2 separate regions of the Homo sapiens genome follow, and region 1 is linked to region 2. Evidence: chromatin loops called from intact Hi-C (ENCODE). Cell type or tissue: heart right ventricle. All regions are shown on one strand.

The links. Peaks named below come from ENCODE experiments on the same cell type or tissue, not always from the same donor. Only the 100,000 strongest peaks of a DNase experiment are listed, where the experiment ranks them.
Region 1: it touches region 2 in a loop (2.2-fold over the local background); 24 of 110 quality-filtered maps call a loop at or near these places.

What each region holds. Positions count from the first base shown.
Region 1 is chr15:63,749,933-63,753,932 of GRCh38, forward strand. HERC1 (HECT and RLD domain containing E3 ubiquitin protein ligase family member 1) reads right to left here. Exons shown (of 78, transcript NM_003922.4): 8 at 3,026-3,153. Among named protein-coding and RNA genes, the nearest start is that of HERC1, 82 kb to the right of the region's middle. In heart right ventricle, a CTCF peak has its summit at 2,351; no DNase peak of the experiment used is centred here.
Region 2 is chr15:63,824,750-63,828,749 of GRCh38, forward strand. All of the region lies in intron 1 of HERC1 (HECT and RLD domain containing E3 ubiquitin protein ligase family member 1), which reads right to left. Among named protein-coding and RNA genes, the nearest start is that of HERC1, 7.2 kb to the right of the region's middle. In heart right ventricle, a CTCF peak has its summit at 1,965 (motif pointing right); no DNase peak of the experiment used is centred here; H3K27ac peaks cover 639 bases.

The DNA of each region.
Region 1 (4,000 bases), 75 kb before region 2:
AAGATTGTTACAGCGATTTATCATGCTGCCTTTAGGCATTCACTGTATAGGCAGAAAAACAGCTGATCTGAAAATAAAAATAACTGGTCATAGAAAAAACAGAAAGGTCTTCTGAGAGGGTCTGCTAAACCACTAATCGGCTTGCAATTTGTTATATTTGCCCCATCTCACCAGCTTTGAAAATACCATCTTAAAACTTCTCCTTTATGTGTTTCTCACTATTCCGGTGAGATTTAAGATTAGAACAAGGTATTATCATATAAAATGGATTATATAAATCACAAAACTGATGTTTATTATTTAGTTTTAGAAATACCTCACCTCATTATTGCAATAATTATCACTTACAAAGAGGGCCATGTGAAGCAGTAACAAGGTAGTTCCCCTTAAACATCTTCATTTTTGACTAATGAATACCAAAAGAATCACTAACTGATTTAAGATGCTTGGGGAAAGGGTTAGGTGGGAAAAAAAAATTTTGTCTTTGGCAAGACAAATAGGTGACTGACTGACAATTTGGCAACCCAAAATCAACAAAATCAAAACAATCAGCAATCTGAATGATTTTTTTTCTTTATCTTCAATAGATTTTGGTAAGATTATATAGATTCTTATCTTCATGCCATCAAATTTGAGAATTTGTTTTTGTCTTGCAATTATTTTAGGAAAGACTGCTGCTGAGAGATTAAACCACTTCAATTAAAAATAAAGAGCACTGTCCGGATGTAGTGGCTTAAGCCTGTAATCCCAGCACGTTGGGAGGCTATGGCAGGAGGATCACCCAAGCTCAGGAGTTCAATACCAGCCTGGACAATGTGGCAAGACCCGATCTCCACAAAAATTTAAAAAAATTGGTCAAGCATTGTGGCACAGGCCTGTGGTCCCAGCTACTCGGGAGCTGGGATGGGGAAGATCTCTTGAGCCCAGGAGGTAGGTCAAGGCTGCAGTGAGCCATGTTTGTGCCACTGTACTCCAGCCTGAGCAAAAGAGTGAGACCCTGAGTTCAAAATAAAATAAAATGAGAACATATATTTGTACTTGTTTCCAGATAACTTACTTAAGTATAGAATGCAACAAGATTCCAGTACATAAGGCATATTTTAGGAGATGTTAGGAACTAAAGATAACGACAGTGAAATAATGTATACTCAAAATCATCACAGAAGATTTCCTAAATCACTCATGAGGTATCATATACACTCATGCACCATTCGGTCAATAGCAGACCACATTATACAACAGTGGTCCCTTAAGATCTAACGGAGTTTTGATGCCAGTATTTTTACTGTAACTTTTCTATGTTTAGATATGTTTAGATACATACTTACCATTATATTACAATTTCTGAAGGTATTCAGTACAGTAACATGCAGTACAGGTTTGTAACCTAGGAGCAATAGGCTATACCATATAGTCTAGGAGCGTAGTAGGCTACACCATCTAGGTTTGTGTGGTACTCTCTACAATGTTCTCACAATAACAAAATGGCCTAATAACACATTTCTCAGAACATATCCCATTAAGTGACACATCACTGTAATACTGTCACTCAGTAAGGCCTACATAGAGTTTTCTCTTGCAGCGTTCCTTCGGTTGAGCACCAGATGAGAAATACTTGGCTTGCCTTTAGAGACTGGACCATACTATATAGTATGGTGGGAAGTCAGTACAGAAGAGGCCTGAAAGTGCTGAGACAGACTGAGGGAAAAGCAAATGTTGATCATTATTTCATGCTCAAGTTTAATGGTAAAGAAAACTATTCTTACCCATTAAAAGTATTTCTGACTTTATTTTTTTCACGCATATATATTTGATTTCATATAACTTAAGGTACTCATAATACAACTATTCTATACAGCAAACAGTTTACAAGTTCTCTTGGAATTCAATGTAATGGATTTATTATTATTATTACTATTATTACTACCACTACCAACTAATAGTTGAATAGTATTGGATAATCTATAGAAACTCTCAATTCTAATGATTATCTTATGTGATCACTTGTATGCAAAGCAGAAATTATTACTCCTTCATAAAAAAAGAAGCACATGATGCTCAAGGGGTGTCTGTTATTTGCCTGTGTGTATACATCAAATACATAAGCATCTTCTAACTTCAATTCATGGATTCTTACTACAAAAACCATAGTGAGAAACACGTAGAAGAGATATTCTTAAGGCAGCAACTAGCTAATGTAATGATGAATAGCTTGAAGATTTTTAGAACACAAGGCATTCTAGTTTCTCAGTGAATAATCAAATTATATGCTGATTTCAGCTTTTCTGCTCCTCTGCCTTGTCAATTAGTCATAAAACACTTTTATACCACTGCCTGACACAAGGTGGCCTCCTATACATGACAGAATAAGTGGCCAGCTCACTTTTTTACTGCCATAACTGATGGATACACAGGGACAAATATTGTCAGTCTATAATTATACCTGGCTCCTCCCTATCCTCAACAAACAAATAGGGTAAGAGTGAAAATACGCATGTAAAAGTTCGAAGCTTATAAGCTATAAAAGTACAAAGCTTATGAGCCTTTATAAAGGCTCATAAAATTCTGACTATCCTAAGCTTGACTTCACACTGTTTCTCAGAAACACCTAACTCTCTCAGAATATTTTCCATACCTAAGTGTTCTCTTTACCCTCCTTTTTGATCACCCTCTTGCCTTCTTAGTTCATATCACTGGCTCCATCAAGATCTAGTTCAGCTTTCCCCGACTATCCATAATGTTTTAGAAAAGGTTTAAGGGAAGCTAAATGCTAAAACATTTTAGAAAGTCAGTTTAATACAAAGAACAGAGGCTCCACTAAGATTTATCTGGGTCACATATGCCAGGTTAGAAAACCTGGTTCCTTCTCAGATACTCTACTTCAAACAGAAGAAGATATTTCATTTTAGCATGTTGCCTAAAAATGTATTTATTTGAACTTTAAAATTTAAATACAAGTATTACTTTTTAGTCACCTAATCCTCTGAAATACTCTAAGTCTTTTATACTCATCCCTTAGTCCTACCTGCCCTGTTGATGTCAAAGCAAGTGAAGACTGGCTCCCAGCACAAACTTTGCGAATGAACATTCCTTGTAAAGCTTCAATAACTTTAGGTTTATACACTCTGTTGGTATCACCATGACCAAGTTTACCTATAAAAACAAACACATTAAACAATTTACTTGTTTTAAAGAACCTCTACTCTTTTTAACACTACTAAAGTTGATAAGGAGCTCTAATGTTTCCATCACTAACCTGGCAGATATGAAAAGCTATGTTTCTGATAGCTGAGGATGTTAACAAACGAGCATTTTTATTACAAGAAAGTTAACAACCACTGATAGCCTTTTATATCTTAATTTCAAGCAATTAAAATCAAGCAATTTAAAATCACTTTAAAAGAAACATAGACAATTATTTTTCTGTCTTTCTCCCCCTTTAATGGCTATATTTCTAACTTCAAATTTGCTGACAAAATATACAGGTACTATATGCGTATAATTTTTCATAAACTTTAAAAAAGAATGTATATGCATATAATTTTTCATAAACTTTTTAAAAAATCAATAGCTCATGAAATTGAAAACTGGACAAATCATTAAAGAAGAAAAACAAATGGCCAATCATCTACAAATCCAACCACACCAGGAATAAAAAAAAGTATAAATTAAATGATACCATTTTCACTATTGAAATTATTTAATTAAATTTAATACATGCTGTTGTTGAAGACTATGGGGAAGTAAGCATTCACACTGCTAGTAGGAGTGACTAATTAAAGTAGACATAGATTTAGTCATTCATTGTGTTGTTAATACTGAAAAAAATTGAAACCATCTAGATACTCAACAATAAGAAACTGGTTTTATAAATTGTGCCACCATCAAATAAAAGAACACTTCAAGCCATTTAAAAGAATGATGTAGAGTCATGCTTGTTGATATAAAAAAGATACTCATGCCGGGCACGGAGGTTCATGCCTGTAATACAAGCACTTTG
Region 2 (4,000 bases):
ATAGTATTCAGCTTTCAAAAAGGAGATCCTGCCATTTACAACAAAACAAATGAAACTGGAGGACACTGTCTTAAGTGACACAAGTCAGACGTAGGAAAAAAAAAAAACACTAAATGATCTCTTCTATATGTGGAATCTTAAAAAAAAAAAAGTCAAATACATAGAAACAGAGACTAGAACAGTGGCTAGGAGAGTAGGGGAGATGCAGGTCAAGGGAACAAAGTTGCAGTTATGTAGGATGAATAAATCTAGAGATCTAAAATATAGCATGAGGGCTGGGCACGGTGGCTAATGCCTGTAATCAATCCCAGCACTGTGGGAGGCCGAGGCAGGGAGATCACTTGAGGCCGGGAGTTCGAGAGCAGTCTGGCCAACTTGGCAAAACCCCATCTCCTCAAAAATACAAAAAATTAGCCAGGTGTGGCAGCACACACCCAGCTACTCCAATGGCTAAGGCATGAGAATCACCTGAACCCAAGGTGGAGGTTACAGTGAACGCAGATCATGCCATTGCACCCCAGCCTAGGTGACAGAGCAAGACTCTGTCTCAAAAAATAAATAAAGTTAGCAAGAGCAATATAATTAATATTAGCATATTATATACCAGAAATTTTCTAAAAGTAGATTTTAAATGTTCCTAGCACATACAAAAAAAGTAACTATGTGAGATGATGGGTATCTTAAATTGCTTACATACAGCAATCATTTCACTATGTATATCAAAACATCATGTGTACACATTAAATTTATACAATAAATAAGTAAGTAAGCCTGAAATAAACAAATAAAATGAGAGAGAAGAGACTGGTGAACAATATGTTACCATCCTGTGACTTTTGTGGGCTTATTTTGTAATCAGTAAAATGAAGTATTATTTGAAGTTTTTATAGCAGCAAAGGTGATTGTACTTTAAGACTATCCCAGGCCTTTACTGGTTCCATTCACAATCAGCACTCAGCATCTATTTTCCTGGGAACATCAGTTCATTAGAAAACCACGAAAAAAAAGAAAAATAATAATTTTTTTTTTTTTGAGATGGAGTCTCGTTCTTGTCCCCCAGGCTGAGTATAGCGGTGGGTCTCAGCTCACTGCAACCTCCACCTCCTGGGTTCAAGTGATTCTCCTGCCTCAGCCTCCCGAGTAGCTGGGATTACAGGCACCCGCCACCATGCTCAGTTAATTTTTGTTTTTTTAGTAGAGACGGGGTTTCACCATGTTGGCCAGGCTGGTCTCAAACTCCTGACCTCAGGTGATCCACCCACCTCAGCCTCCCAAAGTGCTGGAACTAACAGGTGTGAGCCACCACGCCCGGCCAAATAATAATTTCTTAAAAAGAAAACGAATGGAATATAAACTCATCAAGTGCCAGAATCTTTGATTTTCAATTAATGTGTTCCAAGCACCTGGAGCAGCACTCTTTCTGGGAATGAACCTAAATTTCCAGTGTTGCTGGGCAGCACTTGTTACCCTAAAAGATGGGGATTTCTTCATGTTGTCTTGGTTTTTTGGCACCGCTAAAATCTAATAGGATTGCCCTAACCCAGAACTTTAAACTCGCGGTTTAATTTTCATTACGACTGCCCTTCTTCCTTATGGAACTATGACAGGTTCCAAGATACTGCCATTACTGGTCCAAATAACTACCATACCATGGGTATCAATACGTACTGTATATACCGTTCAAAATAACTATGTACAATGTGAACCAGTAACTACCATATCACATATTCTAGCCTAAGAAATATTCTTAGAATTTCAGTTATCCTCTGTTAAACCCCAAAAGTATTTTAGAGCACAGGTACTATGAATCAATGTAGCACTTCCATTAAATGCAAAATGTTAAAATGAACAATCCTGACTAGGCCAGAACTAATGGACTTTACCTGCACATAATAAGCTACATGTATGAATGCAGTATTAGTGGACAATGTATTTCATTTTCAAGCTATAAGAACCAACCATCTGCAAGCATTAAGCACTCATCCACAAGGGGTCACCCGAATGACTACTATTCTTTTAATCACTTATCTCTGGTAAAAAAAAAAAAAAAAAAAAAAAAAAAAAAATATATATATATATATATATATATATATAAAGTATGACAACGTATTCTGTTGGTGCTTTCACACATTACTGGTGAGAATGCAAATTGGTATACTTGTGGAGGAAAATCTGGAATTTGGGAATATCTAACAAAACTACATGTGCACTTAACTTTTGAACCAGCAATCACACTTACAGAAATCTACCTTGAAGATACGGTTCTAACGATACCAAAATACTACGCGCAAGGCTATTTACATAAGAAACAACCTAAATGCCCATACATAGATGAATGGTTGAAGAGGTTAAGAAACATCTACACAGTCAAGTCACAGCTGTAAAAAAGAATAGGCTGGGTGCAGTGGCTCACGCCTATAATCCCAACACTTTGGAAGGCCAGTGTGAGAGGATCACTTGAGCCCAGGAATTCGAGACCAGCCTGGGCAACATGACAAAACCCCATCTCAAAAAATCAACAAATTAGCCAGGTATAGCGGTGCACACTTGTAGTCCCAGCTACTTGGGTGGCTGATGAAGGAGGATCGCTTAAGCCCAGGGGATTAAGGCCACAGTTTGAGCCATGATTGTACCACTGCACTCCAGCCTGAGCAACAGAGTGAGACTGTGTCTTAAAAAAAAAAAAGACCGAAGAAAATGAAAGGAATATCTCTTCAAAAGAATGACCTGATTTGGAGTCATTTCCAGGATATACTATTGAGTGAAAAAAAGTGCAAAAGAGTATAGTATACTCTCCACATAAAAAAGAAGGGAACAGGAAAACAATCTGGCAGTTGCTCAAAAAGTTAAACATACAGTAATCATATGACCCAGCAATTCCACTCCTAGGTATATATACCCATGAGAATTAAAAATATATGTCCACACAAAAAATTGTACATGAATGTACAAAACAGCATTATTCATAACAGCTAAGAAGTAGAAAACCAAATGTACCTCAACTGACGCATGAACAAAATGTAGTATATTCACATAACGGAATAACATTCAGTTATCAAAAGGAATGAAGTACTGATACATGCTACAACATGGATGAACCTTGACAAAATTATGCTAAGTGAAAGAAGCCAGGCACAAAACGCCACATATTATATGATCCATTAACACAAAACATCCAGAATAGGCAAACACACACAGACAGAAAGTAGACTGGGAAGCGGACCTGGGAAGTGACTGCTAATGGATACACAGTTTCTTTTGGGGGTGATGAAAGTGTTCCGGAATTAGATAGTTGTGATGGTTGCACCATCTTGTGAATATACTAGAAACCACTGAATTGTACACTTTAAAAGGGTGAGTTGTATGGTATGTGAATTGTATGGCAATAAGTAACTGTATCAGAAGAAAAGGAATATAAGAGAACACCCACATATATTTTCATTTGTGTAACAGAAATAAAGGAAGGGACAAACCAGAAACTAAAGAGACTATGTACCCACAGGGCATGGGCAAGAGGTAGAAACAAAGATGGAGGGATGGAAATGAGATAGTAAAAACAAGGAGAGAGTGACACTTTTCAGTACAACTTTTTTCCTTTTTTTTTTTTAAGACAAAGTTTTGCTCTTGTTGCCCAGGCTGCAGTGCAATGGCGTGATCTTGGCATACCGCAACCTCCGCCTCCCAGGTTCAAGTGATTCTCCTGCCTCAGACTCTTGGGTAGCTGGGATTACAGGCAAGCGCCACCACACCAAGCTAATTTTGTATTTTTAGTAGAGATGGGGTTTCTCCATGTTGGCCAGGCTGGTCTCAAACTCCCAACCTCAGGTGATCCGCCCTCCTCGGCCTCCCAAAGTGCTGGGATTACAGGCATGAGCCACCGCACCCAGCCCAGTACACCTTTTTATACAGTAGTGTTTAGTAGAAGCAGTGTTTAGTAACTATAATGTTTCATATGCCAAAAAATAATAATAATTAAAATCAACTAGGGTTGGAGGGAACC